Linked DNA regions of Homo sapiens: region 2 is linked to region 1. Evidence: chromatin loops called from intact Hi-C (ENCODE). Cell type or tissue: dorsolateral prefrontal cortex. All regions are shown on one strand. Links, peaks and the distances in the headings refer to the core of each region. The heading gives the core; the rest is flanking DNA.

Evidence for each region. Peaks named below come from ENCODE experiments on the same cell type or tissue, not always from the same donor. Only the 100,000 strongest peaks of a DNase experiment are listed, where the experiment ranks them.
Region 2: it touches region 1 in a loop (6-fold over the local background); 3 of 110 quality-filtered maps call a loop at or near these places.

Annotation. Positions count from the first base shown.
Region 1 is chr20:61,097,618-61,102,989 of GRCh38, reverse strand. No RefSeq gene overlaps it. Among named protein-coding and RNA genes, the nearest start is that of LINC01718, 21 kb to the right of the region's middle. RefSeq lists an enhancer at 636-1,835. In dorsolateral prefrontal cortex, for the core only: no CTCF peak of the experiment used is centred there; a DNase peak (open chromatin) is centred at 3,040; H3K27me3 peaks cover 2,796 bases.
Region 2 is chr20:61,050,130-61,055,501 of GRCh38, reverse strand. No RefSeq gene overlaps it. Among named protein-coding and RNA genes, the nearest start is that of LINC01718, 26 kb to the left of the region's middle. In dorsolateral prefrontal cortex, for the core only: no CTCF peak of the experiment used is centred there; no DNase peak of the experiment used is centred there; H3K27me3 peaks cover 736 bases.

The sequences.
Region 1 (5,372 bases), core at 169-5,168:
CAGCAATTCTTTGCTGAGCATAAAAAAACAGGTGTAATTCTCTCTTATACCAACAATGGACACATGGATACTAACGTGTTGGCTGCGAGGATTTGTGAGGAGAGGCCTGGAGCTGGGAGTCTAAAAGAAAATGACTGCATCAGGCACCAGAAATCTTTCTGGAGGTGATGAAAATGCTCTAATATTGGATTAGGTTGATGATTACACAGCTCTGTAACCATCAATGTTATTAAATTGATAACATTTTTAAGCTTTAATATTGAATCATATGCTTGAAATGGGTGAACTTTCTGGCATGTAAATTATACCCCAAAAAAGTTCTTAAAAATAATTAGAGGAGGTGGCCATCTGCCTTAACTCAGGGTGTCTCCAGGTGTGGCACAGGACGTAGAGGAGGTGGCTGTCCACCTTTACTCTGTGTGTCTCCAGGTGTGACACAGGAATTAGAGGATGTGGCCATCTGCCCTCACTCGGGGTCTCCCCAGGTGTGACACAGGAATTAGAGGATGTGGCCATCCGCCCTCACTCGGGGTCTCTCTAGGTGTGACACAGGAAGTAGAGGATGTGGCCTTCTGCCCTCACTCGGGGTCTCTCCATGTGTGACACAGGAATTAGAGGATGTGGCCGTCTGCCCTCACTCGGGGTCTCTCCAGGTGTGACACAGGAAATAGAGGATGTGGCCGTCTGCCCTCACTCGGGGTCTCTCCAGGTGTGACACAGGAAGTAGAGGAGGTGGCCGTCTGCCCTCACTCGGGGCCTCTCCAGGTGTGACACAGGAAGTAGAAGAGGTGGCCATCTGCCCTCACTTGGGGTCTCTGCAGGTGTGACACAGGAAGTAGAGGGGGTAGCTGTCTGCCCTCATCGGGGTCTCTCCGGATGTGGCACAGGACGTAGAGGACATGGCTGTCTGCCCTCACTTGGGGTCTCTCCAGGTGTGACACAGGAAGTAGAGGAGGTGGCCATCTGCCCTCACTCGGGGTCTCTCCAGGTGTGACACAGGAAGTAGAGGAGGTGGCCATCTGCCCTCACTCGGGGTCTCTCCAGGTATGACACAGGAATTAGAGGATGTGGCCATCCACCCTCACTCGGGGTCTCTCCAGGTGTGACATAGGAATTAGAGGATGTGGCCATATGCCCTCACTCGGGGTCTCTCCAGGCATGACACAGGAATTAGAGGATGTGGCCGTCTGCCCTCACTCGGGGTCTCTCCAGGTGTGACACAGGAAGTAGAGGAGGTGGCCGTCTGCCCTCACTCGGGGTCTCTCCAGGTGTGACACAGGAATTAGAGGATGTGGCCGTCTGCCCTCACTCGGGGTCTCTCCAGGTGTGACACAGGAAGTAGAGGACATGGCTGTCTGCCCTCACTCGGGATCTCTCCGGATGTGGCACAGGAAGTAGAGGACATGGCTGGCTGTCCTCACTCGGGGTCTCTCTAGGTGTGACACAGGAAGTAGAGGAGGTGGCAGTCTGCCCTCACTTGGGGTCTCTCCAGGTGTGACACAGGAATTAGAGGATGTGGCCATCTGCCCTCACTCGAGGTCTCTCCAGGTGTGACACAGGAAGTAGAAGATGTGGCCGTCTCTCCTCACTTGGAGTCTCTCCAGGTGTGACACAGGAAGTAGAGGAGGTGGCTGTCTGCCCTCTCTTGGGGTCTCTCCGGATGTGGCACAGGACGTAGAGGACATGGCTGTCTGCCCTCACTCAGGGTCTCCCCAGGTGTGACACAGGAAGTAGAGGATGTGGCCATCTGCCCTCACTCGGGGTCTCTCCAGGTGTGACACAGGAAGTAGAAGACGTGGCCATCCGCCCTCACTCGGGGTCTCTCCAGGTGTGACACAGGAAGTAGAGGAGGTGGCTGTCTGCCCTCTCTTGGGGTCTCTCCGGATGTGGCACAGGACGTAGAGGACATGGCTGTCTGCCCTCACTCAGGGTCTCCCCAGGTGTGACACAGGAAGTAGAGGATGTGGCCATCTGCCCTCACTCGGGGTCTCTCCAGGTGTGACACAGGAAGTAGAAGACGTGGCCATCCGCCCTCACTCGGGGTCTCTCCAGGTGTGACACAGGAAGAAGAGGAGGTAGCTCTCTGCCCTCACAGGGGTCTCTCCAGATGTGGCACAGGATGTAGAGGACATGGAGGTCTGCCTTCACTCGGGGTCTCTCCAGTCACAGGACTTGTCAGTGGGGTTTTGTTTTAAATACAGTGTTTGGGGCCTGCCTGCCCAGTAACCAGACTTCTGCTGTGGAGCCCGGGGATCTGTCTGGTGTCCTATTGTCTTGCACAATCTGTACATGTACCAACGTCTGAGAACCTGCTCTGCACCTGTGAATCACCCTCATGGCCACCAACCCACAGCCTCATGCTGAGTTCATCACCCCGATCACTCCACAGCTCCTCCTGCGGAACCTTTCCACGGGTGCAGGGAAGGGGGTGCCGCTGTGCCAGGCCCACCAGCACCTGCTGGACCCCTGAGTGAAGGCCTCTCCTGCTCCCCTGCAGCCCAGCCCTGTCTCTATGCGGCTTTCTCAAGATAACCTGTGCTCACCCCTGTTTTTCAGTAGTTCTAGAAAGCACTGTTCAATAACTGGATGCTGCTTTAGCAGTTTGGACAAGGAAGTTTGGAGCAATTTAAATGTTAAAAACAGGAATCCTTATATTTTGATTAGTATTACTGATTTCCAAAAGAGACGTTTTCCTTTCAAAATCCGAAAAGAAGAAGAGTGGAAAGCACCAGGGAGAAGCGTTTTGGGGCCATCCGTCCTTCCAGGACTTCCTTCCAGATACTGGAGGCTGTAAGACCCTGCTGAGCTGCTGAAGTCAGTTTCATTTGACTGCATGGTTTACAGTAAATAGCTTGGACAACTCGGAGAGGAAGTTAATTTATCCTCTTGCTGGAACATTTCATTAGATCAGGGGTCTCCTTTTCTTTCAGTCAGCCAAGAAATTGGAGCGAGCAAGGACAGGGAGGCGTCCGTGAAGGCCAGACGTGCCGGCTCCTTTGTGCCGGGAGTGATGGAAGGAGTCAGTTTGGGCAGCGCTCCAGACACGCCTTCGCTGCTCTGTGCAGCCTGTTTCTTCTTCCTTTTCTTTGCTGGCTGAAAATTCTGGATACTTAGTGGAATAAGTGAAATTTTGTGGGGCGTAAGACACAAGAGGGCAACGAGGTGGGATGAGGGGAGGCTGGGCTTGCTTTTGCCTGGGTGCCCGCCGCGACTGTGCTGCCTGCTTCTGATGAAGCTGCTACCTCTGAACGCAGCACCCCGAGGCAGTGCTGAGTTGGTGGGAGAGGCTCTGGCACCAAGCGAGGCCTTGGGTTCAAAAGGCCTGCCTCCAGGCACTAGCTGTGTGACTCCAGGCAGGCAGTTTCTTCCTCTGAGTCTGTGAAAATGGATTTAACTGCAAAATTCACAGACCCTTGATAAGGTTAAATGCAAAGGTGCCCACCAAGGGCTCTTATACCTGAGGACCAGGAGGCAGTGGCTGAGAAGACTAACCTGGGAACCACAGAGTCATGCCTATTCCTCTTGCAAAGGGCTTGACCTGGGTGGTGATTTAACCCCAGTGCAGCCAAACGTAAGGCAGGGAGGCTGATATCCACCCCTCCAGGCTGGGATCTCACGTCAGGGCACCCAGCCTGGGACCAGGGGTTGCATCAGAGGCTCCCCATCCTCACGTGGGATTCTCCTTCCTCCAGCCCCTGGCTGGAGTGCTCGGACTCTGTGGTCAGATAACCCTGGAGCTGAATTTCATCTCTGAGTGTTATCAGCAGCATGGTCTTTTTGGCGAGTTATTTCGACTCTCTGAGCCTCCTTTTTATCTTTTAACAAATATTTATTGAATACAAAATTTGTGCCAGACACTGGGTAGGTATGAGGATATTGATAATGAACAAAAAGAAGCATATTTTCAAGAGGGGGTGGTAGGCATTAAGCTCTGATAAATGGGAGGCTGCCACCCAGGGGCAAGACACGGATGAACCAGGGATGCTCACAGGGGCATGCTGAGTATGGTGCTGGCCCCACCACAGTGCCAAAATCATGGTTTGAGTCATTATTATTATTTGTGCTATTACTATGACTATTATCACCCATGCATTTTAGTCCTTCGTAGGCATGAACCCTTAATCAACATTATATATTGCTGCTATTAGTAATTATTTTCCAGCATTATACACACGTGGGAGCTGTCAGACAGGGGAGAGCCCAGTGTAGCCAGACCTGGGAGGGTAAAGCTACCGATAGAGACACTGCTCAGCCTTTCTTGCTGCCTCCTTTACCTTGGTTTAAACATGGTCTCCCCAGAAGTGGAGCCAGCATCTGATGTGCTTCAGGGTCCAGCATTGCCAGGAAATTTCTTAGAAATGCAAATTCTCAGACCTGGTAAATTAGAAACTGTAGGATGAGGCCAGCGCCTGTGTGTCAGGAAGCCCTCCTGATGACTTGGTTGCTGGCTAAGTTTGGGGTCAGTTGGTCCCCCAGGGAGGGGAAGACCAGGAAGCCAGACAAGCTGCACATCTGAGGTAGCACCTTCAGCTGCATAGAGAAGCATCCTGAAGCCTCTCCAGAAGTCCAGCAGATGTTGGTGTCATGCTTGTTCATCCTGCAGAATCATGAGCCAATCAAATCTCTTTTCTTTATAAATTACCTAGCTTCAGATATTTCCTTATAGCAATGAAAAAAAATTGTTGGACAGGGTGGATATGTTCTGGAGAGCTATTGTAAGCGCGGTGACTGTAGTCAATCATAATGAATCCTATACCTGGAAATTGCAAGACAGTTGATCTTAAATGTTCTCACCACAAAAAAAATGGTAAGTGGCTATGTTAATTAGCTTGATGTAATTGTTTTACAATGTATACATGTGTTAAAACATTATGCAATGTAGTATACTGTAAATATATATAATCTTCATTTAGCAATTATACCTTAATAGTGCTGGGGGTGAGGGGGGAAGAGAATTGTTTGGAGCCTGCAGGAGATGGAGGGAATGGAAAAAAAAGGAAAGAAAGAAGAAAGGTTTAACCTTCTTTCCATGTTCAACAAAGTGTACATAAATGGGGATGTCCCTCTGTTTCTCCAGGGTGAAGGCATTTCAGGATGTGAGAGGGAAGTCAGCCTTGCTAAGTGTTGGACAAGCACTGTGGGACCTCCCCAAGGAGAGAGAGATTTACCTCTTGCCTTTCCCATCCTTTCTTTCCTTTCTCTCCCTCCTTCCTTCCTTCCTCTCTTTCTTTCTCTCTCTTTCTTCTTCTTCTTTCTTTCTCTTTCTTTCTTTCTTTCTTTCTTTCTTTCTTTCTTTCTTTCTTTCTTTCTTTCTTCCTTCCTTCCTTCCTTCCCTCCCTCCCTCCTTCCTTCCTTTCTTTCTTTCTTTCTTT
Region 2 (5,372 bases), core at 66-5,065, 47 kb after region 1:
GTATTAAACGATCATTAGTGACAGACCACTGAGGCTTTCGGGCTGGTGCCTCTTCAGGCTGAAGATGCTGCTGAGCAGTCAAAATGCCTGGCACTGCTCCACGGAACCCGCTCCCGCTGTGGGTTCTGGATGTGCCTGGCTGTGCTTCAGTCCTCGGTGGCCATGAGCTGGAGTGACACTGTGGGAGAGGTGATCTGTGTAGTCTGAAATCAAGTCTACTTGTTTAAATATGTTAACAGGACTCTCTACAGAGCAGAGAGTTGACAGCGCACAGGCAGAGGACCTGTGGGTCTAGTGCAGCATGAGGCCATCCTCCTCACCCTTTTCTTCTGCATCTCCAAAGCTCTGCCCCACATTCTGAGTCCCTCAGATTGGGTTAGTCCTGCCCCCCAATCCCTGTACTCTGACCATGCCTTGAAATGTGCTTTTGTCGTTTATAGGTTTGACAGTTTTCCTTCCAGCTGTAACTCCAGTCTGAGATCTGACAAAAAGCAGGTATCCATCCATCCATCCATCCATCCATCCATCCATCCATCCATCCGACAAATGATATGGAACACAACTGCTATTCATCTGCCAGCTTCCTTCATTATAAAAGTTGCAATAGAGTGGGGGTGACAGAAAATGAGCAAGGGGAAAATAAGCACATTTGTGACCGAAGAGGGAGCAGTGGGGCTGGGTTACACCTGGGGCCTGGACGCTCCACTCTGGTGGTTAGTGGAAGTCTCCCTGCAAGGTGGACTTCAGACCAGGCTGAAGGAGAGGAATCCAGAGAACACCCGAGGAGCCAGTGAGACCAATGGCAGCAGCCGTGATTGATTTGGCAGTGATTGGGTGCCTGGCACCGCCCAGGGGTTTTGAACCCACATCCCTCATTTCATGTCACACTCTGCTGGCCTGTGGCTGTCTCTACTCTCTGCAGTGGGCCTCTGAGGCTGAGGAGGTCATAGGACCCCGTCAGTCACTGGGGGAAGCATGGTCCCTAGCACGGCTGCCTGACTCTGAGGCTGTGCTTGGAGTGGACCTCAGGGCTAGCCCAGCTTTCTTCATCAAGTGCCACGTCCCGTGATGTCCCGGGATGAAGAAGGGCTCCCTCTCACAGTGTCTCCCTCTGGTGTCCATAAGGCGAGAGGTGGAGAGGGCTTTCTTGGTTGAGCAGGTGGTCTCAGATGTCCTATTTGGCAAATGGGGGGCATACGCTCATCTCCCAGAATTTCTATGAAGGTTCAATGAAATCTTGATGATGTGAAAATTCTGGGAGTCCAGCCAAGGACAGCATCCAAGGTAGTTGCTTACCAGAGTGTGTGTGCATTTTCTGTTTGTGTATCTGCACACCTCTGGGGGTGGAAGTCCCTGCTGGGCGGCACGTCCACAGGCCCACGAAAACCTCCCAGACAGCGGGGCAGCTTCCACCGTGGCCACCTGGGAAGGCCCCGTGTCTGCTTCCTCCTTGTGGGTGGAGGGAGGGGGAAAGCGTTTCTTTTTTGTTTTGTAATTCAGCAAGCCAGCCCTGCTTCCCAGGCCTCCCACCACACTTTCTGCCACCTTCTCTGACCTACCTGACTAGGAAGTCATCCTTCTTTCTTTGAGCATTTTTTGGATTAAAAAAAACAAAAACAATAAAACTGGCCATTCCCGACAAGCAATCCTCTTGTTTATTGATTTGCCCTGTCAGGTTCTTTTATGCAGACATACATTTAAGATAAAACTTCAGTCTCTCCTTTCATGACAATCAATAATGCATTGTGCTTTCTGGAGCATTCCTGTGTCCATGTGAGATCTGTGCTGGCTCTTGGCCTCCCAGTTCTTGGCACGTCCCATTCCCCTGGGTCACCTACTTCCAGAGCTACAGTCCACTTTCTCTTTCTGAAAGAGGACATTAGAGGGCCAGCTGGAAGCCACCATCTCTAATTGCCAATTAAATTCCACAGTGTGCTTTTGATATTACACCTTCTCGCAGCTTGAGGATCTCTGTCAGCAGGTGGATAAGTAGCCCATGCCTTGACCAGAACGCCTCACACTATTTCTACCTCAAAATTCCTTCCGTCCTCCTTCCTGACATCCCTCTACAAAGCAGGAGTTACAGGTGTTGGGAGAGCAAGTCCTATGTCGCACAGGTTTGCTGAAAAGATAAAGGATGAATGGAAAGACGAGAGCAGTGTGTGCCACACGTTCGCTTTCCTTCCCAGGCATGTGTCTGTGCCCTGGGCCAAGGGCTGCCCTCCTGACTAAGCCAGACCAGCCCAGGGGCAGATGCGGCCAGGTTCTTTCTGTTTCCAAGGCTTTAGGTTTCTCAGATGGCCCAGACCTGGCAAACCTCGTCTGAGTCTATTGTGAAGGGAGAGACAGAGGCTTGTGATGCCTGAGACAGTGGTCTCAGAGGTGGTCCACCTGCCTTCATATCTGCAAATGAGGAGCAAGGGCATGTCCCTTCCCAGAGGGCGGGGGCCAAGCCCAGGCTGGGGCGATGGCCTGGTGTGCGTGTGGGTGAGGAGGAGCACTAAGCCAGAGCAGGCCGCCTGTTTTCCCGGGCCAATTCCCCTTCCTCTGGAATTCATTCACATTTCCCACGAGGGATTATACCATCAAATCCATCTCCATTATGGCCAAACGCCAGTGCCAGTGAGGCAAATGAAGCTAATTAATGACTTCCCAGAGAGGAACCTGCATCCCAGGGCACCAGCTAAACCAGCACTGACTCCTGTCCCCCAGCCCCACCCAAAGGCAGGGGAAGAAGTGGCTGGTTCTTGACTCCGTGGGTGGGGGGGACACAGGAACCGGGGGAAAGCACTGTACCCCCTGTTCAGCAGCCCCCCGAGGGGCTTCCCCAGCTGCTGCACAGGGAAGCTGGAGAAGTACGAGTTCCCCGACAATGATTGTAAACTTAGTGGCTCCCTGGATGAACCAATTGCTTCCTGCGGTAGTAAAATGAACAATTCATCGTAGATTATTTGAAGGCAAATCACTTTAAGTGTAAGAAATAAAAAGACAAATTGGCAATTGAATTTTGTGTGAGAACATAAGTGGGTGATTTGCATTGGCGACTGTGCCGGAAGACTTAGCTATATGGGAAGGAAAGAACCGACGAAATGGGGTCAGCCAGAGACATCGTCACCGATGGAGCTCCGAGGGGTGATGGGGCCAGATGCACTGGCCCCTTTGCAAAGCTCTTTGCCTCTCAGCATGAGGGAGTGAGAGAGATCAGGTTTCATAAGGAGGGATTAGCCCATGAGGACCCGAGCAGCATGGTCAACAATGTAACTGATTTTTATACTGCACGTTTTAATGGGACAAATATTGATGTTGTCTAGAATCAGTCGTTCTTGGGTTTTATCCAGTTCCCCAGAGCTCCTGTGATGGAATCTGTGGCTCCATTAGTTCCATTTTTGAAGGGTGAGCCCAAGAAGCAATTGCCTCTTTAAATTGCCAAGGCTCTCCTGGGACAGAAAGCCACATGCCAGAGCTCTGTTGAAAAACAATCACATATAGCCAGCCCCGTCCCCTGAGGAAGCCTCTTCTGGGTTATTCTCCTGTATGGAAAAAGGCCTTGGGAATCTTCTGGATGGAATTCCCACCGATCTCGCTTATAATAGGTATAGCTGGAACTGGTGATAATAGGTATCGCTGGAACTGGTGATAATAGGTCTCGCTGGAACTGTTGATAATAGATATCACTGGAACTGGTGATAATAGGTCTCGCTGGAACTGATGATAATAGGTCTCGCTGGAACTGGTGATAATAGATATCACTGGAACTGGTGATAATAGGTCTCGCTGGAACTGGTGATAATAGATATCGCTGGAGCTGGTGATAATAGATATCGCTGGAACTGGTGATAATAGATATCGCTGGAACTGGTGATAATAGATATCGCTGGAACTGGTGATAATAGATATCACTGGAACTGGTGATAATAGGTCTCGCTGGAACTGGTGATAATAGATATCACTGGAACTGGTGATAATAGATATCGCTGGAGCTGGTGATAATAGATATTGCTGGAGCTGGTGATAATAGGTCTCGCTGGAACTGGTGACAATAGGTCTTGCTGGAACTGGTGAAAATAGGTCTCGCTGGAACTGGTGATAATAGGTATCGCTGGAACTGGAGACCTCGCGCAGCACGATGCCCCTCCCCATTCTTTCTTAAACAAATATTTAAAAAAATATCAACTATGACCCCCCTGCTCTGCTTGGAGCTGGAGATTTAACTGTGCTCACTAACCTCATGGAGCTTGATGGGGCAGGAGAGAGACACAGTTCCTTCTGAGCAGATCTGACAGAGGCCTTGGCATAGCTGGGCTTGATTGACTGGAAGGGTGGCTCGCCCCTGAATCCATGCCTCTCTGTGTTGAGAAGGGCACCCTAAATACCCACCTCCTAGCCCTAAGGCTGTCCTTAAGTCCCTGTAAAGACGGCGTCCTCGAAATACACCAATCACCAGTGCTGTGAGACATGGAGAGAACTTCTATCTTAAAAAAGGTCGTGGGTCCAATATGTTTGGGAGTGTCACCAACGTGGCCAAGTGTGTTTACTGCAAGGCTTTTCAGGGCCTTTCTCAAGCCCATAAGTTCAACCTCAGTCTTCCAAGGAGGACAGAGGATGTTATGTTTCCCAACAGACGTCATTCCCACTTTTCTCACGCTTGTCTGGAAACGCCCTCTGTAACTGGGGTCTATTGAGAACAGTGTGAGGGTAGATGCTCCTCTGTGGCATTCCTGTCTGGTGATTCCCATCTTTGGGTGAGCAATTCTGGTGGCGGGGAACACACTATTTGCCTATACCACGTGGGGCCTGATAGCTTCTGAAGCTCTGTGATCCATATGTCAGCATCAAGATGTTTGCCTGAAGCATCTTGAACCCAGCCTCCCCCTGCCTCCTGGGCCAGTGAAGAACTGTCCTTTGCAGAGACTTCCCTGTTCGAGTGGACATATCCTGCTCCTTCTATGCTCCCTCATATTACATGAGCACATCTCATTACCACCCTGGCCATGCCCCTCAGGACACTGGCTGGCTTGTCCCATCACGGGAGAATGGTTTGCATAGACATCTGCGGAGTTTTCCAAGGGGGAGTTGCAAGGACCACCTCCAATGGGCCTATCACCTCCAGCTTTCCTAAGCTTATGCCCCTGTTAATGCATCCCAGTATCCATTAAATACTTTCCTGACAGCTGCATTATGAGGGTGACTTGAAGAAAGCCTTGAAGATGGTACTCAAACAACTGATCCTACACGTTTCTTTTATGCACATATTGGCTGTGCTTTTCAGGCTTCAACTCAGAACCTCACGTCTATTTCTGTTCAACGTCAGCCTGCGGGGTGAAGCCTCTCCTTGCTGCTGCGGTTGGTGGGTTGCTGTCCCTCTCATACTT